2 separate regions of the Mus musculus genome follow, and region 2 is linked to region 1. Evidence: chromatin loops called from intact Hi-C (ENCODE). Cell type or tissue: gastrocnemius. All regions are shown on one strand. Links, peaks and the distances in the headings refer to the core of each region. The heading gives the core; the rest is flanking DNA. Region 1 holds the start of Shb (src homology 2 domain-containing transforming protein B). Region 2 holds the start of Stra6l (STRA6-like).

Region 1 (16,036 bases), core at 8,037-16,036:
TCTAAATGCTGGTATTACATGCCTGTGCCACCACTGTCTGACTCCTTATCCTCAATAAGTCTCAGATGCCCATGGTAACATTCAAGATTGCTATCAGACTGACATTTGGGACTGAAATCCCGAAGTTGTTCTCAGTGGACTTACAATTTCAGAGATGCCCCTGCCCCCTTTTCTTTGAGATAGGGTCTCACTACAGCCCTGAGTGGTCTGGAACTCACTACACAGATTGGGCTGGCCTTGAACTCACAGATATTCTGCCTACCTCTGTCTCCCAAGTGCTGGGATTACAGGCATGTGCCTTGCCAGGCCAACTGACAATCTCACCGATCTTGCTATAGTCATCAGTTACAAGCAGTTTGTTCATAGAGATGCCTCCCACCCCCGCCAGTTCCTGCCAGTCATTTGCTTCTCCAGCTCCTCTGGGATCTAGCCTTAAGTAAAGAACCCCATTTTGCACAAGGAACCTCCAAGATATTTTGGCCCCACTGACTCTTTGGCATACATCAGAATGATCTACAGGACCATGAGACTCCAGATTCTAATGCAGAGGATCTGAAGGGTTTTCCTCTTCAAGAATTTGCTTTTCTAATCTGTCTCAGGTTGGGGAAGGTGCAAGTCCAAGGTCCTTGGTTAGAAGCCACCATGCATTCTGATCTGTTTGTTTCAAACTTGACTGTATACTGTATGCAGTTAGGAAGTACAAAACAAAGACAGACAGACAGACAGACACACACACACACACAGAGGGAGGGAGGGAGGGAGGGAGGGAGGGAGAGAGAGAGAGAGGAAGGGGGACCCACACACACTCAAAGACAGGCAGGCATGGTGCTGCAGGCTTGTAATCACAACGCTCGAGAGATGGAACATAAAAAGGCGTCGGGTCATCTCTGGCTGTATAGTAATTTTGAGGGTAGTCTTGGCTACATGAAACCTTATCTGACTCAAACAAACCACACCTGAAGTAGCCAATACTACAAGTTCTGATCCAATGGTCTGGATTAAAACCAGTTCTTGCTGCTTCACAAGCTCTCTGGGTGATCCCAAGCCAGCACTGAACATTTCTGCTTTTGTCTATGTCCTCAGTAGAGTCTGGCAACAGGGACTGAGTCTTCTCTGTCCCTCAAAGTGGACTTGGAGTTAGGTCGGGAGAAAAAAAATAAAATAACACCCAGTAAAACCTGCCGTTCAGACAAACAGCAAATGCTTGACGCCCCTAAGCATGCCCCAGCTAGTTGCTTTTCTAGATTATGTTCTCCTTCCTCTGTGACCTCTCTGAACTACTGAATGAAAATCCTGGACTGGAGAGATGGCACAGCTCTTAAGGGTGCCTACTGCTGAGCTGGGCATGGTGGCGCACGCCTTTAATCCCAGCACTCGGGAGGCAGAGGCAGGCGGATTTCTGAGTTCGAGGCCAGCCTGGTCTGCAAAGTGAGTTCCAGGACAGCCAGGGCTACACAGAGAAACCCTGTCTTGGAAAAAAAAAAAAAAAAGAAAAAAGAAAGGGTGCCTACTGCTCTTGCAGGGGACCCATGATTGGTTCCTAGCACCCACATTGGGTGGCTCACAACTGCCCATAACTCCAGCTCTGGGGATCTGCTGTCCCCTTTTGGGCTGAGAATACCTACACAAGCATACATACATACAGATAAATAAAAATAAGTCAAAAGGAAGAAAGACAGGCAACAGATGGGAAAACTAAGGTCCAGTAGTCCCATAGGGAATCAAACTATGGATCAAGTAAGGGTTTGGGAGTCTTGAGCCCAGCCTGGAGTGCCTTCCTTCATTACACTTAGCAGCACTGGGCTGCATAGTCTTCTTCAATAGAGGGTTGCTGTCATTTAGCTGCCAGGAGGTGACTTCAAAGGGGTCAATGTGATTTATGTCTTTTCTGCCGCACCCCAGTCTTCACTTCTACCACCCCCTTTTATTCTGTCTGGAGGCATGATCCTATGGAGGGCTGTATCATTAATGGTCATCTCAGGGAGGGAGTTGGCTGGAAGTGGCACTGGCCAGAGACAGCTGCGAGCCAGAGCCCATAATTAGGTAACACAAGGACAAGTGGGATTTGGCACAAGCAAGCAACGGGCAAAGCATGTTGGGAGAGGCCCACTTAATTCACAGAGACACTTGGAATTAGTTGTAAATTCTCTGGGAAGAGATCAAGGCAGCGGCATAAACAGCTCAATTAAGCTGTCGGCTCAATGCTCGATGCACAGTAATGGTCAAAACACAGCCTTTAATCTAGATATAGAGGATTATCTTCGGACTCGTAATGAGATTCCTAAGATTAGCTGTACCTGATGTGGAAGAAGTGGCTGGCTCAGTAATATCGCAAGGGACAGGCTTGCAAATCAGCAGGACTTGGACTTCTGGGGAAGGGGCTACTTGGAAGCCACAACCTTCCTAGAGACCCCTCCCGATGCTGGGGAGGTAGGGATGAGTCACAGCCTGCTTCCTCTGTTTAAGAGACGGGGTCTGGGAACAGAACCCCAGACGCATCTGCTTCAAAAACACAGCAAGTGAAAACAGTGTGGTACTGGCAGAAAAACAGGCATATCCGACCAGGGAACAGGATGGAGCGCCCAGAAATAAACCCAAGCATCTACAGTAGATTTTCGACAAGGACATCAAGAATACAGAATGGAGAAAGGACAGCTTCTTCTATAAATGGTGTTAGGAAAACCGGATATCTATGTGCAAAAGAGTGAAGTTAGACTCTTATAACACACACACACACACACACACACACACACACACACACCAAACTCAACATAGATTAAAGGCCTAAATGTAAGACCAGACGCTATAAAAGCCTAATAGAGAAGGTCATTGGAATTGACCTTGGTCATGAGGTTTTGGATGCTGCTCTAAAATAGCGTTTCTCAACCTGTGGGTCACGACCCCTCTGGCAACCCTCAACCTCCCAAAACGTTTGCATTATGACTCACAACAGTAGCAGAATTAGTTATGAAGTAGCAACAAAAATAATTTTATGGTTGGGGGGGGGGGTCACCACAACATGAGGAACTGTATTAAAGGGTGGAAACACTAGAAAGGCTGAGGACTGCTGCTCTAAAAGCTCTGACCATAAAAGCAAACATAAACCAAAAAGATGACATCAGACTGAAAATTCAGCCGCTGCGCAGTGAAGGAAAGACTATGAAAAGGCAGTGCGGGAGAGATGGCTCGGCCAGCAGTTCCCACTTCCAGAGCAGGAGGACCTGAGTTCAAATCCCCAGAGTAGAAGCCAGGTGCCTGTTTAGATTGCATCTGTAATTCCTGGCCTAGAGAGGTGGGGGAGGGAAAAGACAGGAGGATCTCCACAGCCAGCCACCTAACCAATCAGTAAGCTCCAGGCTTAATGAGAGACCTTGAGGCTGGACATGGTGGCAAAGGCCCTTAACCTGGTAGGTCTCTGAGGTTAGCTTTATCTATACTCAGTGAGAGTCTGTTAAAAAAAAAAAAAAGTGGGGGAGGAATTGAGGAAATGGCTCAGCTGTTAAGAGCCCTGTTGCTCTTCTAGAGAACCTGGGTTTGGTTCTCAGCACCTAGGTAGCAGCTCATAACAATTTCAACTCCAGGTTCAGAGATCTGATGCCCTCTCTGGTTTCCAAGTGTACTAGGCATGCATATGGTGTTCAGAGTCAACATGCAGGGCAGTACCCATACACATACAAATAAAAAAAAATCACTTAATCAGTAAATAAATAGATACATAAATAAATAGAGGCCATTTGAGAAAGATACTCACTGTCAACCTCTGCTTCCACATACATGTGAACCTGTCCACACACCAAATACACGCACGTACACACACATACAAACACACAGTGAAAATGTTTGCAAACCATATGTTTGAAAAGGGATTAGTTTCCAAAACAGACACAACTCAGAAGCAAAAACAAGTAACCCAATTAAAAAGGAGCAAAAGGCTCAAATTGCTCTGTCTTCATAGATGGGGGTTGTGGGGGAGGCCATTGTAAGTAGAAAAAGGTGTTTAAAATCAGTAATCAACAAGAAAATGAAAATTAAAACCAAAGTGAGCTGTCCCTTCGTACCAGTTTGGATGGCTATGATCAGAAAGATAAGAGGTCGTAAGTTTTGGAGAGGCTGTAAAGAAAACGGAGTCTACAGATAAGATTGAAATTGGTGCAATCATCATGGAAAAAACATACGGGGGTTCTTCCAAATTTATTAAAATTAGGGCCATCACATGGCCAAGCAATTCCTCTGCCGGTATAAATAAAAATGAAATGAAACTGTCTCCCTGTAAAGACATCTGCACTCCAGTGCCCATTTGCAGTAGTGCTTACAACAAGCCGTGGTATGGATGTAGCCCGAGTAAGATGGTAATGAATGAACTGGGACACATGGTGAGATGCTCTACCCAGGAGCTCTCAGGGGTTCAAGGCCAACTTTGGCTCCAGAGCAAGGTTTGAGGCTGAGTTGGGCTACATGAGATGCTGTCCCCAAAACAAAACAAAAGTTAGATGCGATAACATGTGGCTATAATCTGAGCACACAGCAGATTATAATCTGAGGCAGGAGGATTGTCTGGGAGTTGGAAGCCTGCCTGGTCTACATAGTAAGCGCCAGACCAGCCACTGGCTCATAGGGTACATGTGAGACCCTGTCTCAGAGAGGTGTGGGGACAGGGAGCTCAGTCGGTGACATGCTTAGTATGCAGACATTGAGGACTTGAGCCGTGGGTTCTCACAGTCCACGTCATAAGCCAGGCATTAGCAGTACATCCCTGAAACCTCAGTTCGAGGAGGCAGATGATCTCTCAGACTCGCTGGTCAGACACTGGGGTTAGATTGGCTCCAGGCTCAATGAGATACCCTGTCTCAAAAAAATAAAACCGAGAGTGATTGAACAAGACACTCCATATGGACTTCCTGCCTCCAAATGCACCTCACACATATCCCACACACATGTGCACACACAGGAACACGCATGCAGAGAAATACACGCAGAGATCGTGCCAGCTGTTAACACAACACAGAGATGAATCTGGAAAACATATAAATGCAAATATTACAAGATCTCACATAAATGTGAAATCTTTTTTTTTTTTTTAAGTAAAATCTATGGAAACAGAAATCAGGGTAGAGGCAGGGGCAGGAGAATGCCGTCAGAGGGTATCTATAATTGCACTTGGAGAGGAAGTCCAGGAGATCTAATGTCCAGGACGAGCATTAAAGTTAATATTGGAAGGTTGCTAACAGTCTAGGCTGTAGATGCTGTATGGTGCAGACCCATAACCCCGGTTACTTGGGAGGCTGTTACTTGGGAAAAAACGTTCCCCAGAGAAGTGCAACACATGTCTACTCACTCCAGATAAGGGAACTCATGACAGACCAAAGTTTGGATAACTCCAATGACCAATTTGGCGAACCAATGAGTTTTACCAGCATTATTTACAGGACCATGGCTGAGATAGGAGCAGAAAAGACTCAAAGACAACGGCATCACCAAAGCCCACCCCAGCATGGATGACAGTTCACAAAAACTGGATCGTGGCGTCTGAAGACTGCACAACAGGCTGGAGAGTGTCCTTTCCAAGTGGCCTTGGTCTAAACCTCTGCCAGGCAGCTTAGCTAGCTTCTCCTTCTCCCCGACGCTGATCTAGTCTCAGGGTCTTCTTTGCAGCTTGATTCCTTCAGTGCTTCAGTTGGTCTAAGCCTCCTCCAGGCTGCTTAGTTGGTCTCTGTTTCTTCCAGGCAGCTGGAAACTTTTCTTGCTAAAGTGTCTTCTTTGCAGCTCAGTTTCACTCCCTCTGAGGGAGACTCCCAGCTTTTATTGGTTACTCTGGCAGGGAGGGGCTAGTGAATCTGGTCAGTTTCAGGGACTTCCTGAAGCTATTTTGAGCTGCTTACTTTCCTGCTTAAGGAACTTCATTGAAGGAGGAAATGTTTTACAAGAGGCAGGAGGATTACAAGTCCAAGCCCTGCCTTGTCTTAAAATATAAAGTAAAAATAGGAGTAGGCAGATAGCTCAGTAGTAGAGGGAAAATAGACATGTCATGTCACGTATCTGTATCACCCTGAGTCCGACGTGTTCCCACCTCCGGGCCAAGAACAGCCAAGAAGACAGATGCAGAAGGCAGGAATACACAATTCACACCCATCCATCCAACAGATAGGAATCGTTTGTCTACCTACCTACCATGTCAGACACTATTCTGGACATTGGAAATGGCAGTGAACAGAAGGGCAAAGATCCTCTAGCCATATGAGGGCAAGATAAAAAGTAAACTAGAAAACTAAGTAAATACGCAGTGGATGAGATGGAGCGGATGAGCAGATGAGATGGATTTATTTACTCAAATAAATCGAGGAAGGGGCGACACCCAGTGCTGGGACCGCACTTGTAGATAATGCTCTTAAGGGAGGCCTCACTGAGCATATGACGTTTAAATAAAAACCTGAAGGACATCAGGGGTGAGCATGGGGTGGAGATGGGGGTGGTGCTGGGAACACAGTCTAAGCAGAGGAAGGGTCCAGGCAGCAGAGTAGCATCCTGGTACTGCAGAGAGGAGAGGCTATGATAAGGGCAGGAACTCAGGCATGTAAGAGCTCATGGGCCACTGTAAAGATTTTTGGCATTTACTACTAGGGGGATGGGATTCAGTCTCCAGGATTTGAGCAGAGGAGGGACATAAGCAAACTTAGGTTTATGTTATAGGATGGCAGCTTCTGTGTTGAGACAGAAGTAGGAAAAACTATGCAGTAATCCAGGCCAGAGACTCCTAACTAACTAATGGGCTGTCTAAGTAGGAAGGAAAGGGTCAGGAGGCTGGACAGTTGCCGCAGATCCGTGCAGCCAGCCAGACTCCAGCCCTAAACTTGTGTCTGTTATGCAGGTTGTGAGTATACAAGCCTCTGTAGTCTTAGGCATTTGAACACTTAGCCTCCAGTTGGTATTGCTTGCTGGGGAGACGGAGGTGATGAGCCCTTGCTGGCGGAAGTATGTCACGGGTGGTCGGCTTGAGGGTAAAAGGCCTCCTGGCACTCTGCTCTCTTCTTTATGCTTGTGGCTCAAGATGTGAGCTCTCAGCTGCCCATTCTGTCTGCCACGCCTGCTGCTTACTGCTGTGCCTCCTAGCCTCCTCAGGGACTCATCCCTCTGGGATCATAAGACAAAATAATGCATCCCTCTTGTGAGTTGCCTTGGTCATGGTGTTTTATTCCAGCAATAGAAAAGAAACTAATTCATGTGTGCTTTAGCCACATATTCCCTTTAAATAACTCCTTTGTTTTTCAACTACAGTATTCCTGTCACCAGGCAAGGGCTGGTCAGTTTAACAAGTGGCCCAAGCCAGCGGTCTGGGAGTCCTGCAGAGTCCATTACCTAGCATTCTTCCATTACTGCAGCGTTAGTTATTCATTCAACCAGAGCAATGGAGCACTTTCTGTGTACCAGATGTCATCCTGATGACATTTTTTTTTTAATATTTAAAAGCATGCATAGGCAAATGCAATAACAGGGTAAGAAAAGCTAAGTGACTGCTCTGCCTAACATCTACTCACCCCACCAAGTGCATCCTGCACGGGGCTCCCTCAAATGATCTTCAGGAAATGCAGGAAAAAAACTAGGGAATTTCCTTATTTTAGCAAAGATCACAAGTGATCTCCCCCCTCCCCCACCTAAAGATGAAATTCCATTTTTCCTTGTCTGGAAGCAGAGCTCTTTCTTTTTTAAAATTTTTTATTATTTTTTATATATTTTTAAAGATTTATTTATTATTGTTCATAAGTACACTGTAGCTGTCTTCAGAAGCACCAGAAGAGGGTGTTAGATCTCATTATGGGTGGTTGTCTGCCACCATGTGGTTGCTGGAATTTGAACTCAGGACCTTCGGAAGAGCAGTCAGTGCTCTTAGCCGCTGAGCCATCTCACCAGTCCCAGCAGAGCTCTTTCTAATGGGCAGCCCATCTTTGCCCTGTTACCCACCATTTCCCATACCTCACAAACCCTTAGATACTCACACTACACTGCCCACTAGTTGCTCCAGGGGCTTCCCCCGTGTCCTGTCCTAAGTCTCTGCTTTGACTAGTGCTGAGACCTCTGCCTAAATCCCTCTGCCTCTTCCTGGATTTGTCTTGGGTGTTGTTTTGTTTTGTTTGAGATGATGTCTCAAGTAGTTCCAATAGGCCTTAAAGTCACTCTGCAGTTGGGGATGCCCTTGAGTTATCAATCTTCCTGCCTTCACCATCCAAGAGCCATTGCAGAAGGTCTAAGCGAGCTAAACAGGGGGAAAGACTATAGGCTCCACACTGAGCAAGTGAAGGGTGAGGTCCTTGAGGCCTGTTCATAAAGACAGTGGTCACCTACATTGGCACCCTTGTAATATTAGTACTTGAGAAAAGGAGGCAGGGAGAAGAATTCAGAAATAGCGCATTTGAGGCCAGCCTGAACTACATGATGCCCTGTCTTTAAGAAGAAAAAAAATCAAAATGTCACTCATTCTTCAATGTAATCCCAGGTATCTTTTCAAAGAAGTTCTTTCTACCACGGTCTTCTCTAGCCATTCTCCTGCCCTGCCCTTGTCTTGCCTTGTTTCAATTACTGGGAAGACACAAAACTGATATTTGAATTGTCCCAGTGCCTCTGAGGCCTCATATGGCCAGAAATATCTGAAAAACTATCTAAGCATGGTGGTGCACATTCAGTACTTGGGAGGCCAAAGCAAGGAAAGTGTGTCAAGTTCAAAGCCAGCTTGATCCACATAGGGAGTCCATGTTAACCAGGGCTACATAGTAAGACCCTGCTCCCCTAAAAGAAAGACAGAGAAGGCCGGTGTGCTAGTCCACACCTGTTATCCCAGCACTGGGGAGATGGAGGCAGAAGGAACAGGAATTTGAGGCTAGTGACACCAGCATACTGAGTTTATGAATCTGAGGCCAGCCTGAGGTATCTAAGACCCTGCCACAAACAACAAAAATTGAAAGAGTGACTGCCAGTGGACTGAATGGTGTTTTATATAAGGAATAGATGAACCCCTTGAGTTGGTAACATCCTTTGGAGCCTCTCTACAAATGTCATTTTCTTTGTCCTGGTGCTAGGAGGGACAGAAAAAGCAGCTGCCACGTTTGGCCCTTTGCCCTGGGTCTAATGGGGGAAGCAGAGATGGAGCAGAAACTGAAATATGGCTATCTTCACCTACCCCATCCTCCAAGAGAACTGGGGGCAGTGCAGGGAGGAGGGGACAATGCCAAACCTGTCAAAGGAGGTGTCAATGTCAAACCAGGGGTTAGCAGTAGAACTTGGCAGTAGAGCAAGTATGAAGTCCTGAAGTCCTGTTATGGGTCTCTGACACTGGGGGGAGGGGGGAGGCTTTATTTACAGCATGACATAGGGTGGGGTTTGTGACAACCAGAAAAATGGCTATCAATCACAGCAGTTCCTTTTTTTTTTTTTTTAAGATTTATTTATTGATTATATGTAATTACACTGTAGCTGTCTTCAGACACTCCAGAAGAGGGAGTCAGATCTCATTACGGATGGTTGTGAGCCACCATGTGGTTGCTGGGATTTGAACTTCGGACCTTCGGAAGAGCAGTCGGGTGCTCTTACCCACTGAGCCATCTCACCAGCCCCACAGCAGTTCCTCTTGACTGTTTCTCTGCCACTGGTCCCAGTTTCTCCTCTGTGAATCCTGGAAGCTGTGACTGGAGAGAGAGAGCTCATCTTCTGGCTACTCTGATGATTTTCCTACAAGCATCTGTCTCCCTGAAACACAAGGCAGGATGCTTCTCCATTATCTTCCTGAAGATTTTATGTTTCTCTTCAGAATTACTATTTCTGACTCCATCTCTGAAGGTGTGTCTCTATACGCAAAGGAAAACACCCAGAGACATCTTGCTTGTATCAAGTAAATACCACTTTAGGCCAGCCACCCCATCTGTAAACCAGGAATAAGATCAGATTGCAGGGATACTGACTGGGGTTAATTATATACAGTGTTTAGGGGCCAGGCAGTTACACAGGGACTCTGGAAGCTCTTGGCATAATACTATAGCATTACAATAATTCTGGCTTGCAAATTATAGCCCAGAAGAAACCTTACAGGAGCGACAACTCTGACTCTGTGGCCAGCTGAAAGCAGAATGTGAAAAAAATAAGTTGTGAAATACAACTTCGCTTCCTAAACCTTCAGAAAAGCAAGATACTGTTTCCATGTGCAGCACACATGCAGGGAGCAGAGAACAGGCCTCCAGACCCTGGGGAGGACTTTCTTGGCCCAGGTGGCCTGGCTGACTGCCAGGATCTGGCTTCCTTTCCTTCCTGAGCCTAGAAGCTGGAGGGAGGGGGCGGGACGGGGGTGGGGCTTAAAACGAGGATGTCCTGGTCGGTCAGGTTTTTTCCCCTTAATTGGGGCCTCCCTCCATGCAGCATGATTAAGTGCTTGCGCAGCAGAGCAAGGATTTAAAGGGTAATTTGAGACATATAAGTGTAGGGATACCCAAAATAAGCATCTCAGCATCAACTTCTGGGGTCTCTCCCTATCTATGCTCCACACACCAAACGTTCAGCCTTGTCCTGTGTGCAGAGTTTAAGACTATTTCCTAAGGATGCTAAATGAATAGGTCTCAGGTAAGAAATAAGTGGGAATGTTATCGGAGATTGTTGGGGTTCAGGTAGCAGTGGGGTTTGGGAAATTCAAGTGGTCTTAGGGAACGAGAGAGGCAAGTAGTCTGACTACGTGGGGCTGAGCAGATAGATTGGAGCCTTCGGAGTCATGGGTCTGCCTTTTTCTAGTGTGGTGTCGCTGGAGCCTGAGTCTGGTAGGTCGCAGGGAGAGTTTGGAAGAGGTCACATTGTGCCTTACCAGGTCCCGAAGTCTCAGGATGAGAGTCTGACCTCCAGTACTAGCAGATCCTGGATTTGCTCTCTACTTCGATAGGTTACTGTTCCTACAGGACACAGGAAAAACAGTGTGTCCAACCTATATATAATGTACAGGTGACAGGTGAAATTACGGTCACAGTGTGTTATTTTGGCAAATCACCATTCTGAAGGACGGTTTCAGCTCAGAGGTACTCAAGGGGGATGGGGGGTGGGGCTGGCCAAATAGAACTTCCAAACATATCTAACATCTAGAAGGCAGATATCTTATTTCATTTTCAGGCAGTATTTTGTTCTTGACAAGGCTCCTGCTACCCCCTCTGAGAGCAGACTCAGAAAGCTACCCCCCTTTGGCCTGGGTTTCCTCACGTTTGGATAATAACTCCATTGTCTTAAGTTACATCATCACAGTGCCACCAGATCCTAGTCATCCATGTATAATCTACCTCGGGGCCTCAGTTTCTCCATCTGGAAAACTGTCTCTGGATTAAATAGAGTCTCGCCAGCTCCGGCAACCTTAAGCGTTAAATGTTTACATAGCTGGTTCCACTAGGTTGGCAGTGAACAGGGTTAAAGCCCCACTTCCTAGAAGGTGAAAAGGTAAGCAAACAGTCCGACCTCCCCTTAGCCTTGCTCAGGGATTGGTGCCCCGCCTGGTCCCAGCCGCCTATCCCGTCCGGATCCGTCATCTGGATTGCTAATACACTCATTAGCATAAAGAGTTTTTCCGAAGACCCGGCGCCGGAAAAGCTGAACCGGAGTCTCTGTCCCTTTAAAGAGAAGAGGGACAGCCACTCTCTCATTTTAGGGCATCTCCTCTGCATGGTCCTCTCGGTCAACTAGAGGTCGTGCGTTAGTCCAGCCTGCCTACCACCTCGATGGTGGACATCCATTCCTAGAGTGCACGGCGCGTGGGCCCCCAGGGACTGTGCTGACTGCTTTGGCTTCAAAGAGCCGCAGTCCCTGCTGGAGGGAGGCACGGCCTGCCAAGCCGCAGGACGCGGGCGCCCTAGGGCAGGACCCCGGAGCTGGCGCCCAGGCGGCCGCAGGAGGTGGCTCGTGCAGTCGTGAGGAGGTTCCTGGCTGCACGCGGGGGCGTGGCCTAGGAGGGGCGTGGCATTGGCGGAGGGGTGGGGCCTGCGGGAAGGGGCGGGGCCGCGGCGCTGGGCGGGTTCTGGCGGCCGAGTGTCACACACGCGGCGGCTCGGGAGGCGGCAGCAGAGGCAGCGGCAGAGCCAGGCGCCGCCGGGACGGGCAGGGGCGCGCGGGCTCCGCCAGGCGCCGGCCGCCTCCCTCATTCGTTCGCTTGTTTTCCGACCCGCAGTGGGGCCGGGCTCGCCCCCGTGCACTCGAGAAGCCCGCAGCTGGCCGCGGCTCGCACGGGGCAGGGGCGCGCTCCGCGAGGGTGGGGGCGCTGGGTGCGGGCGTGCGCGGCGGGGGGCGCCTGGCCTTCCGCTCTAGGCGGCCCGGGTCCCTATGAGACACGTCTGTGCGGGGCGCGAGATCCAAAGCTCGGTCGGCGCGCGGCAGGGGCGGAGGGCTGTGCAGCAGCGGCCGGAGCCAGGCGGCGGCCGGCAGGAGGCGGCGGCTGCGAGAACTTGAACTTGGCGACCGGTGCCCCGCACGCCCCCCACCGGGGCAGGGGCGTTGCGGGACTGGGCGACAGCGTTGTCCCCCGAATGGCCGCGGCGGCGGACCGGGCTCGCGCGCCGCGGCCCTAGGCGGCCCTTCGCCATGGCCAAGTGGCTGAACAAGTACTTCAGCTTGGGCAACAGCAAGACTAAGAGTCCGCCGCAGCCGCCGAGGCCGGACTACCGGGAGCAGCGGCGCCGGGGCGAGCGACGAGAGCAGCCCCCGCAGGCCGTGCCGCAGGCCTGCTCGGCGTCCTCGGCGTCCTGTGGGTCGGCCGCCGCCTGCTTCTCGGCCTCGTCGGGCTCTCTGCCCGACGACAGCGGCAGCACGAGTGACCTCATCCGCGCCTACCGCGCGCAGAAGGAGCGCGACTTCGAGGACCCGTACAACGGGCCGGGCTCGTCGCTGCGCAAACTGCGAGCTATGTGCCGCCTGGACTACTGCGGCGGCGGCGGCGGCGGGGACCCCGGCGGGGGCCAGCGCGCCTTCACGGCGGCAGCGGGAGCTGCGGGCTGCTGCTGCGCGGCGGCGGGAGCGGGCGCCGCCGCGTCCTCGTCCTCATCCTCCGGCTCCCCGCACCTCTACCGCAGCAGCAGCGAGCGGCGGCCGACGACGCCGGCGGAGGTGCGCTACATCTCCCCTAAGCACCGACTCATCAAAGTGGAGAGCGCGAGCGCTGCGGGGGACCCTCCGGGAGGCGTGTGCTCTGGCGGCCGTACCTGGAGCCCGACGACCTGCGGAGGCAAAAAACTGCTCAACAAGTGCTCCGCCGAGGAGACCGGAGCTGGTCAGAAAGATAAGGTAAGCTCCAAAGCTATTGGTGCGCTTGGGGAACTGAGGCACTGCCACGTTTCCCATCCCTTGCATCAACTTTGCTCTGGCATCCTGGGGTCTAGGCTACAGCGCTCATTTTGCCAGATGGTGATTAGACTCCGACTCTTTGGTTCCTGCTCCCCAAACGCACCCTTGCGGATCCCAGAGCCAGAGCGAGAGCACCCCGTCTAACTACCCAGAAGACAGACCCAGCCAGCCCTTCCGGCTCCCCCAGTAAAGTTAGCAGCGGCTGGCCTAAAAGAGCATTTACTCTCGTTTACCCCGGGGTCCCTGTAGTGGTCCCCCTCCCAGATGCAGATGGGAATTGAGGTCTAGAATGGGAAAGGGAATCTCCGGGTCGTAGATTTCCTTATTGGCTGTCCCAGAATATCTGTATGTGTGTAAATGCTTCTAAACGTCCCACTCTGCGTGCCAGGTTTCCGAAGCCAAGCGGCCTTTTGTACTAGAGCGATATTGGGAACCCCCATGCAGGCTTTTCCGGTGTTAAGGTTCGTCCTCCCAGAGAATTTACCCATCTGGCCTTTCCCACCCGCTCTCCCCAGCTCCGCAGGCAGTCTGCTAAAAAGAGACCCTTCTCTGCCCACTTCATTCTCTTTCCTGATTCCATCCCTGTAGTACCGTCTCGGGAATGAGAAGCCTTTGTGGCAATCCCCTGCCGAATCTATCAGGCCATCTTGTTCCCTGCTTCATAACAAGGGAGTTAATTACAGGCAGGCCCCTCTACTCTTCCTTCCCTTCACACTCCTGAGTTAACCTCCCTTCCCCCATAAAATACTTGTTCTGCCCACTTCTCGCTGAGGCAGTGTTTTGATTAAATCTGAGGCCCAGTGAGAGATCTTCACGGCAGGGTTGCTTGGCTGGCCGGCCCCTGCTTTGCCTGCGTTCTTCCCCACACTCTCCTTGCAAGCTCAAACTTTTGCCTGGACTGATAGAGATTGGCTAGCCTAGCAGGGAGACATTTCCTACCTGTCAGCGGGTGCTTGGCAAGGCTTCTTTTTGCTTTATGGGAGAGGTGAGGAAGGATATGCCCTCCTGAAAAAGTTGCCTGTCTGGTCTCCCTGGGGTCATCCTGCATTGTCTGCCCAGGATGGATGGTATGAGCAGCCTGAAGGAGCCTATGTCCCCAGGAACGGTGTGGGCACACACCTTGGAAACGCATACTCTTTGTGCTTCCCAAGTATCCAAGATGCCACACTGAGAACAGAGAGCTGGAAGCCCTGGTGACTCATACAGTCACCAAGGGTACAAGAGGAGAGATGTCCCTGAGAAGAGCTGAGCTATTGGGCTTGTGGTTGATGTTTTCTGGAAGTCAAGCTTCCTGCAGCTTCATATGTGGTGGGCTCACTGGGTGAGCTTTGAGCTTTTCCATATGAAAGTGAGGAGAGAGCTTTCCAGAGAGGTTTGCAGCCCACCTCACCTGACTCAGCATCCCTAGTTGCCCAAGACCACTGCCCCCCAGGGGGCAGACTTTCCTTGTTTACTGCTTGTGGTTCAGCCTGCTCTCAGAAATCTTTGTGTGGCTTTCAAATTTGTTGTAAACATTTTTCCCCCCAATTAGAGTTAAGACTTACAGATGCATAGTAATCATACTTTGTAGCTGGAATGTCAAGTGTGCCTAAGACTTGGCTACATTGTCACAATATTTCCCATGGGTCTTTGCTCTCCTCTTCCAGGTGCTGGAAGGGGGATCCTGAGCAGGGTATGTCTGTGTTGAGTGCTGTGACAGAGGGCACCCTGTGATGGGGCCTGGTGTTAAATGGGGTTTCCATTGTTGACCTGGAGCCAGGAGTGATCAGGGGATGGCTGGAGAAGTGTCTGGTGCTTAGAGAACTGCAGGTATGAAGTCTTATGTGGTTGGAACGGAGAGGTTAGAGTTGGACAGGACCGGAGAGGGGCTGCAGGGCCTGGGCCAAGGAAGGTAAACTGAGTTGAATGGTGGTAAGAGATACAGTTTTAAAGAAACACTCTCTCAGGGATGGTTTTCCTTTCTCATGTTGAAGCTTTGATCTTTTAAAAGTGGTCTCTTCTGGGAGACAAGGGAGGATGTTACCAGATGTTCCTTCTGTCATGAGAAAGAGAGGCAGCAAGGGAGTGGTTGCAAGACAGAGTGTCCTGGAAGGCTGGCTGGCTTGGAAGGCTGGCTTGGACACTGCTTTATTTACTTTCTAGATAAGACTAAAACAATGCTGACCCTAGTCACTAGGTAGCCAAAGATGGGCTTCAGTCCCCCTTTCCCTTCCTCCCTCTTCCTTCCTTCCTTCCTTCCTTCCTTCCTTCCTTCCTTCCTTCCTTCCTGTTTTTAGAAACAGGGTTTTTTTTGTGTGTGTGTAGCCCTGGATGTTCTGGAACTCATTTTGTAGACCAGGTTGGCCTCTGCCTCCGGAGAGCTGGGATAAAAGGCATGTGTCACCACTTCTCAGTGGGGATTACAGGTATGAACCACATCTAGTTTTGTGCAGTTCTGGAGATTGAACCCAGGGCTTTGTAATGCTAAGTAAGCAATTCTACCAAAGGACCTCCATCCTCACCCCTCCTCTGCAACTTCTTAAAGCCCTACACACATTTGTTTTTATAGACTTTTTGACAGCTTTCTACATAGATGCAAATGTATCTTGATCACGCCCACTCTTTGCTCCCCACTCCCTCTCTACCCCCCCCCCACACACACACACTTGCTGTTCCTACCTTAATCTCCTTTTTAAAAAAAAATCACCTACTG
Region 2 (16,036 bases), core at 3,179-11,178, 330 kb before region 1:
TATTGCACTTTGGATGCACCAAGCCAATGTCTGCTCTTGTCTTTTTATCATTGCAATCCTGAGGCTGTGAGCCAGTAAGCTGTTGTTACAGTTACTTTAAGTCAGGATCAGAATGGACACTGCAGAAAAGCCAGGGTCATGTGGCAGCAAGAGCCTAAGTCACATGGCCAAAAGGAACAGGGCACAATGGCTCAGAATTGCCCCAGTGAGTCAGGGGCAGAAAGGTTAACTTAGTCTCCCAGGAGGCTGCTCTAGGGTCTCAGGAAATCCACTGTGACTACTTTGTAACTTTCACTTTAAAATTTTCTTCTTTTTGTTTCCTGTGGTTTAATGTGGGTAGATATTGTTTCTCCTAAGCAAAAAGAGTTTCACCTAGTTCAGAAGGTCCACGTAGTGGGAAGGGCTCTCCAACCAGAAATAGGCCTTAGCCAGAACTTGGAGCTGGGACTACCGAGACACACCTGTGATTCCCAGCACTTAGAAGGTAGAGGCGGGAAAATCAGGAGTTCAAGGTCACCCTTGGCTTCCTAGTGAACTTGAGGCTAGTACTAGTAACAGGAGACCCTGCCACAAGGAGAGAAAAATGCAGTGCACTCTGGTGGCACGAGAGCTTGTCACTACAAATCAGAGTCCTGGTGACCCCTTCTGCCTCCCTCTGGGCTCAGCCTCAGGAGCCATCTTCATCTCTGCCCCAGAAGGCTGTCTCGACTGTTTGCCTCAGCATCAAGTTCATGTTCTTGTTTCAGTACACTGCCCACCATGTCACCAGGTGCTTAGGAAACTATAAACTCTGCTGGGCGGGCCCTACAGGACCTCTGACAGAACTCAAGCTCAGTACAGTTTTGCAGACATGAATCTTGTCCAACTGAATCTCATCAAGACCCAACCATGGTACTTAAGGTGTATGTGAGACTCAGTTTCCCCATGCTCAAAGCAGAAATAGAAAACCCCTGCTTTGCTTATCACAGAATCATTGTGGGCAGCAAATGAGGCTAGAGAATGCCATACTCATGTGTGAGCACACACACACACACACACACAAAGATGGGTGTGTTAGTTTTCTGTTGCTGTAATAAAATACCCTAACTAAAGGCAAACTGGGAAGGGAGAGTTTTGTTTAGACTTATAATTCTAGAAGGAATGCAAGCCATTGTGGTGTGGAAGGTGCACCAGGAACATGAAGCTGGCCACATGTTTCTGATCACAGTTCATCTGTGTACAAGAAGCAGAGAAAGAGAGAGGGAGAGACAGAGAGACAGAGACAGAGAGAGAGGAGAGAGACAGAGGCAGACAGACAGACAGACAGACAGAGAGGCAGACAGAGACAGAGAAAGAGAGAGAGAGAACAGGAAATGGAGCCCAGGCATGCACCTTTGAAGCCCACCTCTAGTGACATATTTTCTCTAAAAAGGTTCTTCCCTTGAAAGATTCCCAAACAGTGCCAACTGGGGACCAGATGTTCAAACTCATGAGCCTATGTCTCATTTAAACCATAGCAGGGAGTATTAGTCAGTGACAATGAGGCCAGAGGGTGTGACAGGAGCCAGTCAGATGAGTCCTGATAATGTACGTCCAGGAGGATGAGCACGGTTACCTCACAAGTTCTGCCCCATCCCCTCGATGCCACATGCCCAGTGGGGTGAACGGGTCTTTATCTAATCAGTGTGACAGTTAATGTTGAATGTCAGTTTGATGATATTGGGGACACCATGGGAGCATGCCTCTAGGTATATGCACGAAGGTATCCTGAATGTGGGTATTATCTCCGATAGGCTGGATCCTGGTTGAACAGCTTCCACCTCTCTCTGCTTGCTGACAGCAGAGGCAACGTGACTGTGGGTCTCCTGCTCCTGCCCATGCTTCCCCTGCCATGATGAACTGTATTGCTTCTTAAACTGTGGGCTAAGATAAGCCTGCCCTTCCTTCTGTTGCCTCTTGTCAGCTCACAGCAATAGAAAGAAGGAACGAACACAGCCAGTCTCAGCCCTTTGCCTGGCAAAGCAGTTACAGCTGCTGGAGTGGGAGGGGCTGACTCTGGGAGGCATCCGCAAAGAAGCCAGCTGCTCCTCAGAGCTCCAGCATCCTTGGGTATCGTGGTTGGACTTCTCTTGCATCCCAGCTTAGCCTTAGCCTCAGTCCTGGCATCATGATGTTTCCTAAGACTGAGATCTCAGGATGCTCACTGTGTGGATCTGGTGAGACTGGGACATGGGAGGATCAGAGAGTTTCAAGCCAGCCTCAGGGAAATCTTGGGTCACCTTAGCTCCGTGGTCTCAGGCAAATCATTTAGCTTCTCTGAGCTCAAGTTTTCTCATTCCTTTATCAACCTCCACTATACTTTGAGACAGATTGATGGAACTAATGTAAGCAAAGAAAAAGGCCCAGGACCTGGGACAATAGCAGTGCAATAAATGCTAACTTCGTGGTGGTGGTGGTGATGGTGATAATGATGACAATGATGACGATGATGATGATGGAGTCATGAGACAGAATAATTAAAACTCAAGAAAAATGTTCTAAGGGGTGCCATGATGCAGAACAGCCTAACTAGGAAGACTCCAGAAGGTGGGCAGGATCTCACACATGCTTTATAGTGCCATCCAACCAGAAGGGTGGCTGCTTTTGGTCACTGGGAGCCTTTTGCCTCTTGTTTCCTGAGATAGCCACAGTGGGAAGGCGTTATGGTTTGGAGGTAAAATGTTTCCCACTGCCTCGTGTGTTTGAAGAGTTGGTCCCCAGCCATTGCTGTGGTTTGGAAGGTCATGGACCTTCAGAGAAAGTTCTAGATGACAGAAGCAGGTCAGTAAGGTTGAGCCTTTGAAGGTTACAGCCCAGTGTTGCTTCCTGTCTGTCCTCTGCTCCCTGATCTGGCCACCATGTGAGAAGCTCTGCCACACACAGCTGCTGCCACAAACCAAGATTTTCCAGCCACTACACCTTCATCATCATGATGGATCGTACTCCCCTAAACTGTGAGCCAAAATAAACCTCTGCTCCCTTAAGTTGCCTTTGTCTCGTGGCTTGTCGCAGCAACGAGGGGACAAATCCCATGGAGGTCCCTTTTCTATGGCTGTCTAGGTCTCCTTGAGAAGTTTCTGGGCAGCCCTGGGTGCTGATGGGGGGCAGAGGCCTCTCAGAGCATTGTTTAGGGAATCGGTACAGCGGGAGAAGATTGGATCCTCAGAGCTACCTGGCCTTGCATTTTGTGTTGGGCCCAACCCCAGGGTACACCAAGCTTCAGCAAATGACCTCCAGTCAACTTACACGATGATTCCAAAGTGGTTCCCCAGGAGGTAGGAGGTGTCATCTCTTTGTCTCCGATGCTCTCGTCTTTGGAGGAAAGACAAGACCAAAATGATGCAGAGCTGTGAGAGAGAACAGTGTGTCTGGGACCCAGTCACCCTCAGGTGGCCTCAGTGTCCCCCTGTGAGGAGAGAATAGTGTGTCTGGGGACACAGTCACCCTCAGGTGGCCTCAGTGTCCCCTATGAGGAGAGAACAATGTGTCTGGGACCCAGTTACCCTCGGGGTGGCCTCAGTGTCCCCACAGAAAAGAATGTATGGGTAAGCAGAGAGCTTGCATCTGTGACACCTGGCACTCCATGTCCCTCAGAGCTACCAGAAGGTTCTTTTCGGACTCTTCCTCTGTGTGGCCGTGCACAGAGAGAGGCTTGAGTCTAATTTCCACATATACATCCTCCCTGGACCTTGGTCTCTGTCTTTTGAAAGGCAGCCATGCCTGTCAGATTTCAAATCTTTCTTCCCTTCATTTCTGTGGATTTGGCCATGTTCCAGATGAAAATTCTTTATCCTAATTTTACTAGAAATGTCTTAAGAATTGTCTGTATGTGCTCTCTCCACTTCCTTATCTCTGCTGGCCCTTCAGACCCTGTCATTGCATTGCAGGGGCTATGACGTCACCAACAGCCATCTTACCTACCACCCAAGGCTATACCAACTCCAGCCTAATCTACTTTACCTTCTCCTCACACCTTCTTCCCTGAGCTCCGTCCACTGTGTATTCTTGTTTTCCCCATTCTTCTCCAGGCCCCTGGCTAGGTCATTTCCTCCCTGGCTTCTGGAAAGAGAGCTCCTTGGGCTCCATCCAAGCCCCACCTTTCCCCTGCCCCCGTCCTCCTCCCTAGAGACAACTTTTAATGACACAAAACATTCACAAGCTTTTACCTCCAGCCCTGACCCTCCTCACCCAGTAGCTCTAGATCTGTTAAGCTACCCAGCTGGCATTTCTGTTGAATGTTGGCAACTTCTCAAATTCTGCATGGTTTATGTGAAACTCATGATTTTCTATTGCCCAACCTGGACCTCCCTTCTTGCTTCCTGGGGGTACCCACCCTCTAGGGCCTTTCACATGCTGGGTGAGGGCTTTACCACTGAGCCCAGGGGGCTACCTGCCTTGCCCCCTTTTTGACTTTTTATTTTAAGACAGGATCTAATGTCTTATTAGGTTGTTCAGAAGAGTCTTGAACTCAAACCCAGTTCAAGGGCATCCAAGGGTACCTACCAGACATGCATGTGTTACACAGACAAGCATGCAGACAAAACATCGACAAACATGTTCATTAATTTAAAAATGAAAAGCAAAATCAAAGGTTAATTGCAGCTGAGAAACAATACCCGGGATTGCCCCTGGGCTCCACATGTGTGCACAGATGTGTTTGCTCATACCTGTACACACATTCACAAAAAAGAGTTGGGGGGCAGAGAAAGGAAGGAAGGAAGGAAAAGAAAACCCCCCTTTCACTCTGCCAAAAGTCCCATATTGCTGGCTCTAGAACCCAAAATGCTTTGCTTCTTTTGTATGTGAGCTTGGATGTACTCTGTAAGACACTGAGTAAGGGTTTTAGAAGGAGAGCCAATGGCTCTCTCCCCTATGTGATGCAGGCCTGCCCAAAAGCTGTGTGGTGGAGCCTCCCAAATCCCCTCTCTCCCTTCCTCCCTCCCTGACTCTCCCTCCCCCTCCCTCCCTCCCTGACTCTCCCTCCCTCCTTGACCCTCCCTCCCTCCCTCCCCCCCTCACTGCTCTTGGCCCCTGCCCTGGGCTCCACTATCTTTACTTACTGATGGAATGAGGGAGTAATGGAGGAAGACCTCCCGGTCCACTGGGTTGTCACAGGTGATATTTATCTGCCTGGTTCTGAAAAATAGCCACAAGTCACATCAGCCACATCAACAGTCATGGGACAGCATTGACTCCAGCCTGGAGTATTTCTCTCAGAAGTTTGGAGCATCTGAACTTCCTCACTTGCATTCCCAAGGCCCAGCTGCTCCTTCACTGTCTTCCTAAGTGAACTGCTCTCGTGCAGTTCCTCGTTCATCTTCGTTGTTCATGGCTCTGCTGATCTCCAGCATCCCTGGAGTTGGCATGAAGAACCCCCCACATCCATATCTGGATGGCACAGTTGTGGGTAGATTTGAGTTTTGTGGGGAGTTCTTTTTACAGAACACTACAGAAATGTCTGACTTTTTCACGTTTTAAGGAAAACTAATGGCCATGAAAACCCTTCACTGGAGTCCTTTCCATCTTCCCAGAGCCCCGGAAGGGTCCTATGCAGGGAGGAGAGTGAGACTGAAACATCACTGATTCCCAGGAAGGAAGTTAGTCTGTGGACCTGGGTTTTCACAGCCGAGGTCAGAAACACCAATGAAGTGCTGGGGCAGGAGGGAGCGGGGGAGGGGGGGCAGGGGGGAACAGGAGGGAGTGGGGGAGGGGGGCAGGGGGGAACAGGAGGGAGCGGGGGAGGGGGGGCAGGGGGGAGCCATTAGACTGCACACCGCAGATGTCCTCAGGACAAAGCAAGTCAGAAACACAGGGACATTTTCCCTAACAAGGGACCCCCTCTTTCCTAGGCTCCATCACACCTTGTTCCTGCTACACTAACTCCATGGCACCACCATGGCCACCACCACTCCATCACTTCTCTGACTTCAGCTCTTGCATTCTTGACTCCAGCACACCCAGCCAGCCATCTCCTCAGCATCCATCTCACAAGCAGTGACCCCTGTTCGCTCAGAGGTCTCAGTGGAGAGCAGAAACACTCACATCTATCCCCTGGAACTCTTTAAACTCCTAGCAGCCTGTGCTTGTGTCTCATCACAGATCTGAAATGTCCAGAAAAGGTAAGACAGGATTTGGCTCTTAAGAATGTAAGAGTGGGCTAGGCAGTGGTGGTACACACCTTTAATCCCAGCACTTGGGAGGCAGAGGCAGGCAGATTTCTGAGTTCGAGGCCAGCCTGGTCTAGAGAGTGAGTTCCAGGACAGCCAGGGCTACACAGAGAAACCCTGTCTCAAAGAAACCAAAAAAAAAAAAAAAAAAAAGAGTGGACTGGAGAGATGGCTCAGCAGTTAAGAACACTGACTTCTCTTCCAGAGTTCCTGAGTTCAATTCACAGCAGCCACATAGTGGCTCACAACCATCTGTAATGGGATCTGATGCCTTCTTCTGGTGTGTCTAAAGACAGCTATAGTGCACTCACATACATAAAATGAAATAAATTTTAAAACAAAACAACAAAACATCAGTCTTTCCATCCCATACAAAACCTTACATGTAGGAAAGAAAGGAAGGAAGGAAGGAAAGAAGGAAGGAAGGAAGGAAGATAGGAAGAAAGAAAGAAAGAAAGAAAGAAAGAAAGAAAGAAAGAAAGAAAGAAAGGGAAGGGAAGAAGCCATACTTGAAAGCAAAAGGGAATTGTCAGAGAGCTGAGACAAGATCAAAGAGAAAAGATCAGCAGGACCGTAGAGTAGACAACAGGACCTCATGGAACAAGCTTCACACCCACTCAGGGAGCAAGAGCAGGGCCATTGAGATATTCAGCTGGGAAAGGGGCTTGCCACCAAGCCTAACAACCTGAGTTCAAACCCCAGGGTCCATATGGTGAAAGAAGAGAAGGAACTCCTGCAAGTCGTCCTCTGACTTCCACATGGTCACAATAACGTGTACGCGCGCACGCGTGTGCGCACGCGCACACACACACTCCCAGCCCTTACCATCTATTTGCCTCTCCAGGAGTATGATGCATGGGTCACAGAGAGAAGGGCAATGGCCAGACCAGATGTAGCACTTGGGGTCAGCCACTGAAGGGCCCCAGCTGGCAGAACGCTCTCCTCCTCCTCTCCCCACTGAAAACCAGCCCTTGGCATCAGTTACAGCCAGGCTCACGGCACAGGGTCATGGAATTCTCCACATGAGCACCCATTTAAAACACAGGACACTGAAGGAAAAACTGCCCCGAGAAAGCCAGGAACCTCAATGAACCTCGCTCCCAAGGGTGTGGAGGGAACACCGGTCCTCTCATGAGTGAACGCTAGGGGGCGAGCTCTCCAAGGAAAAAAAATCAGAGGAAGAGGACTGCCAAGGGATTGGCAGAACACACTGCTATCCCTCAGCTCTGGGGATTTGAATATGTAAATATTTATTTTAAATATATAAATACCAAATGCTTTCGCGTGTAATATTTCATTTAATAATGTAGTCAATGCATATGTATAAACACAAGAACTGAAAATTATTTTCCATTACAAACACGCTCAGGTAATAAAATTTTTCACTATAAAAATTCTCAGGTAATAAAAAGGAACCCATGAAGAAGGGTTTAAAAGCAACAGGAATAGAAGAATGTGCCATCGTGCTCCATCGCCAGGTAAGTACCTTGAAATTGGTTGTCTGAACTTTATAGAATAGGATGTCTGAGCCGGCAATAACTTAAGCCCCAAACAAAATCCAAACGGAGGACAGAGAGAAATAAAACTGTGTGGCTGTGTCTCCCGCGGTGTGGGAATGTAGACTCTTGTCTCCTCCCTCTGCAGTTTAGGAGTAGAAATGAACTCCTAGCTGAGCGTGGTCACGATCCAGTGGCAGAACACCAGCAGGGGATGGCTGAACACAAGCCACCACAGTAAAAAGCTACATGAAAGAAAAAAAAAAAATCACTTGAACAATGACCAGGAAGAGAAAGAAAATGAAGTCAATATAAAAAGAGAGGCTACAGGACTAGTGAGTGGCATCTAAAGATTGGTAACTAAGCTGCTATTGGAAAAAAAGAGGGATTTCAAAAATACTTAGAATTCAAAATTGGCAAGTGACCTGGTGTGTGTGTGTGTGTGTGTGTGTGTGTGTGTGTGTGTGTGTGTGTGTGTGTATGTATGTATGTATGTATGTATTTAATGTAGATTGGTGCTTTGCCTGCCTGTATGTGTGCCTGCCTGATGCCAGCAGAGGCCAGAGGAGGGTCAGGTCCCCAGAACTGAAGTTGAAGGATGGTTACAAGCCACCATGTGGGGTGCTGGGAATTGAACCTGGGTCCTCTGAAAGAACAGTGAGTGCTTTTAACTGCTGAGCCATCTCTCCTCTTGAGCCTCTCGGGCTTTCATGTCTTAGAAGAAGTCCTAAGTGGGCCACAGGTATGTTCATCAGTGTGGAGCCTCCCTGGGGAACCCAAAGGTCGGGGAGTAACTGAGCTGGTGAGGATGCAAAGAGACGGTAATGCTTGAGTGTTGGTGGAAATAAAGACTGTAGCTACCGAGACAAACAGGATAGAGGGCCCTTTTTAGGGCTAAGCACAGAGCTGGGCATGGTGGCACAACCCTCTACACAGAGCTGGGCATGGTGGCACAACCCTCTACTCAGGGAGGATCTCTATGAGTTAGAGGCTAGCCTGATCTACACAGTGAGTTCTCAACTAGCCAAGGCTACATAGTAAGACACTGTCTAAAAATAAACAAGCTGACTAAGCACGGAACTGCCACACTCAGCTACATCATTCCTGGGTGTGTGCATCTAAAGGAAAGAAAATATGTTTGTTCCCATGTTCTCTGCAGAACTATTGGCAGTAGCTAAGGTATGGAATCAGCTGAGGTGCCCAAAATGGGTAAAGAAAATGTGGCATGTGTATGTGATGAAATATTACTCAGTTATAAAAAAACAAAACAAAGTAACGAAATCCTTTCATTTGCAACAACAGGAATGAGTCTGTAGCTATCAGGTTGAGTGAAATAAGCCAGACAGCACATACATTTAAAAAACTGGCCCCACGGAAGTCTGGAGGCCGGGAAGGATGGGAGCAGAGGGAGCATGGGATGCAGCTGCAGACGAGGGTAAGGTGAGTGTTACGAAGCGCAGAGAGAGCGGCCACACTCAGCAGTAATGCACTGGATGCTTCCAGATAGCTGGAAGGGAGGATCGAGCCTGCTCCCAATACAAAGAGCTGACCAGTGTTTGAGAGGACTGCTGGCTCACGGCCCAGCTCTGGTCACTACACAGAGTCTGAGGGTGGGATGTGTCATATGACACCCACAATCATCTGCTGCTAGTGCATGTCAGCTGAACAGTTTAAATTAAAAAAAAAAAAAAAGATAAGCCGGTGTAGGGTGCACCTGCAGGAGGACCGGAAGTTCAGGCTGTCCTTGGAACACAGGGCAACCTGGGTTACAGGAGACCTGAAGTCTTTTTTTAAAGCTAAAAATAAAAACAATAAACCCCTACACTCAGCTAGCACTGAAATGAGAGGAGATGTCATCTGACATTTTAGACCGGGAGCCCCTGGAAGGAGCTGCCGGAGGCGCTGAGGGCCAAGAGGAGATGATATCTTCTTCACCTTCCTTTACTGGGATCACGCTGCAATCGGCGTGAGGACTCTGAGCACCACTTACTTATCTGCCAAGAGCCTCTCTGGATACAGTAATTCCACTTCTGGGACTTGTAGGACTTGTACAAGCCAGGGATGGTGGAGAAATGCCTAGAGATTCTCCCTGTGTCTCTGTGTCTATCTCTGTGTCTCTCTCTGTCTGTCTCTGCCTCTCTGTATCACCCTCCTTCCCTTTCCTTCTCATCCCTCCCAACCATGTCCTAATTCACAATTTAACCTTTTGCAGGTTAGGTAGCGTTAGCCTCTTTTTAAAATAAGGAACCGGACCTGGGATGGGTGTCAGTCCCTGGTTGACAGGGTCCCTCTTGTCCCAGCCGAAGCCCAGCAGCTTTCCCGTCTCTGATTCTTGCGGATTCCAGCTGGTGCCTGGCACAGAGGGCCCTGCGATGGTCACTGATTCCCAGAATCTCCTTCTAGAGGCATCCAGAGAGAGGTGGTGATCAGGGCAGCCACACAGTTCAAGGGCATTTCAGGTCCAGTTCAGTTTGCTAGTCGAGTGGGCAGCAGAAAGAATGGTCCCCAGTCCAGTGCAGAGGTGGGTCATGGGAGAGGTACCAGACGCAAGCAGTGTGTCTGCACAGGACTCTGTGCACACCTAGTGCTGGGGAAATCTGCTTTATGGGAACTCCCACGAATCCACCAACTCTGGCCTTGGAGAGCTGAGGTGGACACAGGTGTTGCCAAGGCTGGCTTGGGTCTGTTGGGCAAGGTCAGCTGTCACTAAGGGGAACACTGCATGGCAGTTGTTAAATGCCATTGTCAAAAATTAAACATTAAAAACATTTTAAAAGTTGCATTAGTGCCGAGTGTGGTGGCGCACGCCTTTAATCCCAGCACTCAGCAGGCAGAGGCAGGAGGATTTCTGAGTTCAAGGCCAGCCTGGTCTACAAAGTGAGCTCCAGGACAGCCAGGGCTATACAGAGAAACCCTGTCTCAAAAAACCAAAAAAAAAAAAAAAAAAAAAAAAAAAAAAAGTTGCATTAAAGGCAAAAGTAATAAAGACTGGACATGTCTCAGTCCTGGAGAGTGTGCCCCACCTGCAGCATAGCTGCTGCCCTCTTTGACCCTCCGCTACTGTTCGTCCCATCCCAACACTCAGGAATCCAAGCCCATATAAGGCTTGTTTTAGATTTAGGTGTGTGGTGGTTGGGTTTTTTTTTGGGGGGGGCAGGGGTGACATTGAGGCAGAGTTTCACTCTACAGCCCGTGCTAACCTCTAACTTGAGGTTCACCTCCAAGTTCTGGGCTCCCCTTTCTTAGTTCCTCCTCTGCTAAGGTCAGCCCTGAGTATAAAAGAATTTCTCCAGCTGGGCACCAACACCCCTGTAATCAAAGCACTAAAGAGAACTGAGGGGCAGAGCAAGGATTGCTGGGAGTTTGAGAGCAACCTAGGCTGGAGTTTGCATTTGATGCTAGTGGGGGCTCCAGAGTGAAAGGATCTTCAAAGATGGAAGACAACACAGGAAGAAGAGAAGAAGGAAGAGGAGGGAGAAGCGTAACAAGAAGAGGAAAAGGAGGAGGGGGAGGAGTCAAGTTAGTTAGTTAGCTAGTTAGCTAGGTCATTCTTTAGTTAATTTTCTATTTGGTGAGCTGAAAGGGATTCCTGGGGCTGAGCCGCTTTCCCAGAACACCTGGCCACTCTCCTGGTGCCCCTCCTCCCAGGATCAGCCCTCTGGCCCCTCCCCTCCTCTGCTCAGTGAGTCACTGTCACAGGGCTACAGAGTCAGGGCTCTGTCCTGGGCCCCTAGCCATACTCAGGATTGCATGGGTTGCAGTCCTCACTTTGTTAACCAATAGCCAGGATGGCTGCCCTGGCTCTCTCTGGCCTTACGGCCAGCCCAGCAATGTGGGTCATGGCAGGATGCCTCTGATGAGATGTCCCAGCTGCTCCCTTGAGCTGCCAGCCTCATCAATCAAAGAAGCCACACAAAGACCACAACCCTGTGTCACCCCAGTTCTGCTGCCGTTGCTGGGATCCTGGGACTCAGAGACACTCTGCTCTCAGCTGGTCACTGGGGAACAACCCCTAAGAATCAGGAGAGAGATTCCAGGGGCCCACATATGCACATTCTGCTTCCATTCTGTTTTCTCCCTGGCCCCTTCTCTTCCCTGTGTGCAGACATCTGTTCCCAGTCTCCATCTCTCTACTTGTTATATTTCCTGGCCAGGCATGGGCAGCTCCTGGTTGCTGCCCTTCCGTGGGGAGCACGCATGGCTGTTGTCGTGTGTATCTGAAGTACTCAGAGCAGCCATCATGAAAAAATAAAAAGGTCGACTGAGGGAGGCAGAGGCAGGTGGATTTCTGAGTTTGAGGCCAGCCTGGTCTACAAAATGAGTTCCAGGACAGCCAGGGCTACACAGAGAAACCCTGTCTCGAAAAACCAAAAAAAAAAAGAAAAGGTTGACTGAAGAAGAAAGAGGTTTGTTTCTACTCCCTACCATTCTTTGTCTGAAGGTTTATTTTATCAGGGGCAGAGAGATGGCTCATGGCTAAGAGCCCTGGCTGCTTTGGGGGAGGATCTGGGTTTGATTCCCAGCATCCATCTGGAAGCTCACAACCATTTGTAACTCCAGTTCTAGAGGATCTGATATCATCTCCACGGGCACAAGGCATAGACGTGGTGAACAGACATACTTGTAGGCAAAACATCCATACAGATGAAAGGAAATGGGGGAAAATAAATTTTAAAATATATTATAATTTGTGTGTATGCACATATATATACACTTTTATACACACACATATATATGTATATGTATACACACACATATTTTCGGCACACAACTGGCCTAAAGGTGGACTGAGTCCCCTCTGCACAGCCACACCAGGTGCCTTCCTCCTGAGGAACACTTTCTCACTGTCCCATGGAGCCACAGGTCAGCCTGTCCCTCTAACCAGCTCATCCTCCGAAGTCCTCATTGCAGGAGCAGTGGCTCCACATGCCCATCTGGCCACATCACAGATCCAGAGCGACTCTGGCTGGCTCCTCCATCCCTGTGGAATCCGCTCAGCTCTGTCCTTGCTCGTAGCCCAGGTAATGATCATTGTCACTAGACCATACAGCAGCCCTCTGCCCCATCTCTGACCCATCCGCCATGTGGACCAGAGCCACCTTTCTAGAAACCCACATCTGATGGCATCAGGCCCTGTCACCTCAGCCTCTCCTGCTCTCCCCCAGCCACAGAGCCCACTGGAGAGAGAGGGGCAGGCTCTCTTGGACTCTACAGCACACCATTCCCTTCCCACACCCTCCAGAGATGCTCAGCCCTCTCCATTTACCTATCCTCTAGATAACTCCCATCATGCCTTCTTTGTCTCCATGGCTCCCTTCTCTCCTGTCTACTTTGGGATCTCTTAGCATTCTGACCAGATCCTGGGACTCCAGAAGGCAGTGGGCCTGTTTTCTGCTCTTGATTCCCCAAGTTCTCAGGTCAGAGTGCGAGTCTCAGTTCCTACCATCTGGGCAGGACTAGAACTTCCCTGATCCTCCATCCTTCCCATCCCAGTTCTCCTTTGATGCTCTCAAGTTTGTGGGCTCACCCTCTCCTGTCAGAAAGGCTATTCTCAGCAAGAAGGCAGATGCTGCTGAGGGCGGAGAAAAGAGGACAGTTGCACGCACTGGGGGTAAATCAGCCTGACCATCATGGGAGAAGGCATGGAGAGTCTTCAAAAAACTAAAAATCCAACTTCCTCTCAATTCAACATTTCCACTAGTGGAGACATCGACCAAGGAAATGAAAGTAGTGTTTTCAAAGCGGTAGATGCATTCATGCTTAATATTCACAACAGCTGAAACATGGTGTCTACCACCAGGTCCAACTTCAGGGCAAAGAGAATAAGTTACATCCATAACTTAAATAAACTCAAATAAAGAAGGAAATCCTGTCAACATAGATGAGCCCAGAGGGCATTGCAGGAAGATAAGCAATGCATGACATCACTCATCTAGGGCCACCAGAAAAGGCTGACACAAGGGCAGGCTGGGACAAGAGAGGAGGGAGAAGGAGGAGGCTGGTGAGAGAGGCTGGCCACCATACAAAGTTACAGCTATGAGGAAAAGGGGCCACTGCTGTGCTGCTGTTTTGTGGCCCAGCAGGGTGACTAGAATTAACAATTGGCTACATAGCAGACGGGGGAGGGGAAGGGCTGTCTTGCCACAAGGAAATGGTAAATATTTGAGGTCAGATCAGTGTTTCCTACACATATGAAGACATCAAAGTGTACTCCATAAATGCGGACAATTATAAAATATCAATTAAAAAGGGCGAGGAAGGATGGGGAGTTTTACACCAGAGTAACAGATGAAGAAACCATGTCAGAAGACTGCAGTCAGGATTCGGTCAGGATCCTCTGACCTGGGCTCTGCCCACTCACCGTGGCTCTGACTGACACGGAGGAAATCTACCATAGTTCTGCCTTTTCATGTCCGCCTGCCTGCAGATTAGCCAGTCCGTGTCTTTCTCCCAGTCTGTTAATCTCTAACATCAAAAGAGCCGTGAGGAGTGACCCATCTCTGCTCAGTCTCTGCCGCTCACCTTGTGCTGGCAGCAAGCATCTTGCTGAAGGACGACTGTGCGCGGTACTGTGGATGCTGCGGTCCTGGGGCTGCTCCGTTCCTCGGAAGCTTGTTTATGACGGCTTCCCATGAGCTCCTATTCTCCCCAGTTTGATCTGTAGACCCAGACTCTGAGAAAAGGCAAATACCCAGTGAAACATTTACTTGGGAGTGAAATCAGGCAGCAGCCCTCTTCCTGGTTTCACAACACTTTTGGCTCCTCTGATTCTCAATCCACAAGCGGAGGCTCCTCTCTTCTGCTGCCTCCCCCTTGGCCTTGCTGCTATTCCTTTCACACAGCAACCCCCCACTCCTCACCCCCGCCCCAGCTGTGGTCCCAGGACCACCCACCCCCAGCTGTCTGCCGGCTTTGCCTGGCAGCTGTGTGCCTTTGGCTAGCTATAAAAAATTATTACAGGTAATAAACTAGGTCTCCAAGCCGTAAACCAGGACGGCTGGCTTAGAGGTTCTCCTTGGACACTGGCAGCCAGCCTCTTGTTTGGAGAAATGAGGGGAGACAGGTTTGAGATCGTGACAGAGATACATGACAGAGCCTGCTAGCGGCTCATCCATGAGCTTCACATTCTCTGCGCGGAGAGTAAGGCTACTACTTGGTAACTCTTCCTCATCAAGGCCAGACTCCAGCCACCCTGGCATCTGAGAGCAACTGCCCAACAAGGATTCCTGTGGGACAGGTGCAGGAGTGCTGGGTGCCCCCTCTGCACAGTGTGCTTAAGGACTGAGAGAGCCCACCACTTCCTCTTTCCCACGGGAGGGGAATCACAAGAACTGGGGAACACAAGACCTTGAGTCACCATGCTTAGAGCATTGGCCCTTACATGCTGTCCCCTCACAGTCTAGCCCACAGGCAAAAAACTAAAGCTGACTTACTTGTAAGCCGTCAATGACACATGGGCTGACTTGTCACAGAGCTCACCTGACCCTTTCTAATACTTCCTAGAGGACAGAGGACTTTGTTGGCACCTGAAGTCCCAAGTCCCCTATTTTAAGAATAAGGTTTCAAGTTAGCCTAATGACTTCCTTAATGGCCCTGTCTCCAAAGATGGTCATGTCCTAAATGCTAGGAGTCCATGCTTTGGTACCTGAGCTTAGAGCCTACCCAGAGAGTCTAATCAGCTATGGTGGGAGGGAGGCTTGGAACAGGTGCGGACATTGATATCCTAGACAATGGTATCACCCACTTGATCTTTCCACCACTGCCCGAAACAGCCCCACTCACTCCTGCAATGCCATCTTGGCTTGAGCAAAATTCATCTCCTGTCACACAGGTGAGTCTTCTGGATGTGTGGAACCCTGATGGGTGCTGTGGTTTGAAATCTTGAGAGTCAGCTCCACCATTAAGAAGCCTAGGGGGCTGGAGAGCTGGCTCAGTGATGAAGAGCATTGACTGTTCTTCCAAAGGTCCTGAGTTCGATTCTCAGCCACCACATGGTGACTCACAACCATCTGTAAAGGGATCTGGTGCCCTCTTCTGGTGTGTCTGGAAACAGCTACAGTGTACTCATATAAATAAAATGGAGAAGAGGAAGAGGGCGAGGGAGGGGGAAGGAGGGGCGGAAGAGGAGGAGGAGGAGGAGGAGGAGGAGGAGGAGGAGGAGGAGGAGAAGGAGAAGGAGAAGAAGAAGAAGAAGAAGAAGAAGAAGAAGAAGAAGAAGAAGAAGAAGAAGAAGAAGAAGAAGAAGAAGCAGAAGAAGCAGAAGAAGCAGAAGAAGCAGAAGCAGCAGCAGCCTCGTAACTCGGTAAGCCGTCAGTCTCCTGCATCCCATCTGAAGATGAGTGCGCTGCACCTGGG

Evidence for each region. A loop is a pair of places that touch in the nucleus more often than their neighbours do. Peaks named below come from ENCODE experiments on the same cell type or tissue, not always from the same donor. Only the 100,000 strongest peaks of a DNase experiment are listed, where the experiment ranks them.
Region 2: a loop joins it to region 1, with 2.7 times the contacts of the local background. A loop is called at or near these places in 4 of 42 quality-filtered maps.

What each region holds. Positions count from the first base shown.
Region 1 is chr4:45,526,810-45,542,845 of GRCm38, reverse strand. It overlaps Shb (src homology 2 domain-containing transforming protein B), which reads left to right and starts at 12,018. Exons shown (of 6, transcript NM_001033306.1): 1 at 12,018-13,284. The coding sequence starts at 12,586. In gastrocnemius, for the core only: CTCF peaks have their summits at 12,074 and 14,769 (motif pointing right); DNase peaks (open chromatin) are centred at 11,593, 11,968, 13,194, 14,756 and 2 more places; H3K4me3 peaks cover 5,003 bases; H3K27ac peaks cover 5,507 bases.
Region 2 is chr4:45,847,265-45,863,300 of GRCm38, reverse strand. It overlaps Stra6l (STRA6-like), which reads right to left and starts at 14,354. Exons shown (of 18, transcript NM_028788.4): 1 at 14,204-14,354; 2 at 5,079-5,154; 3 at 3,265-3,365. The coding sequence starts at 14,223. In gastrocnemius, for the core only: a CTCF peak has its summit at 7,330; a DNase peak (open chromatin) is centred at 7,327; H3K27ac peaks cover 1,721 bases.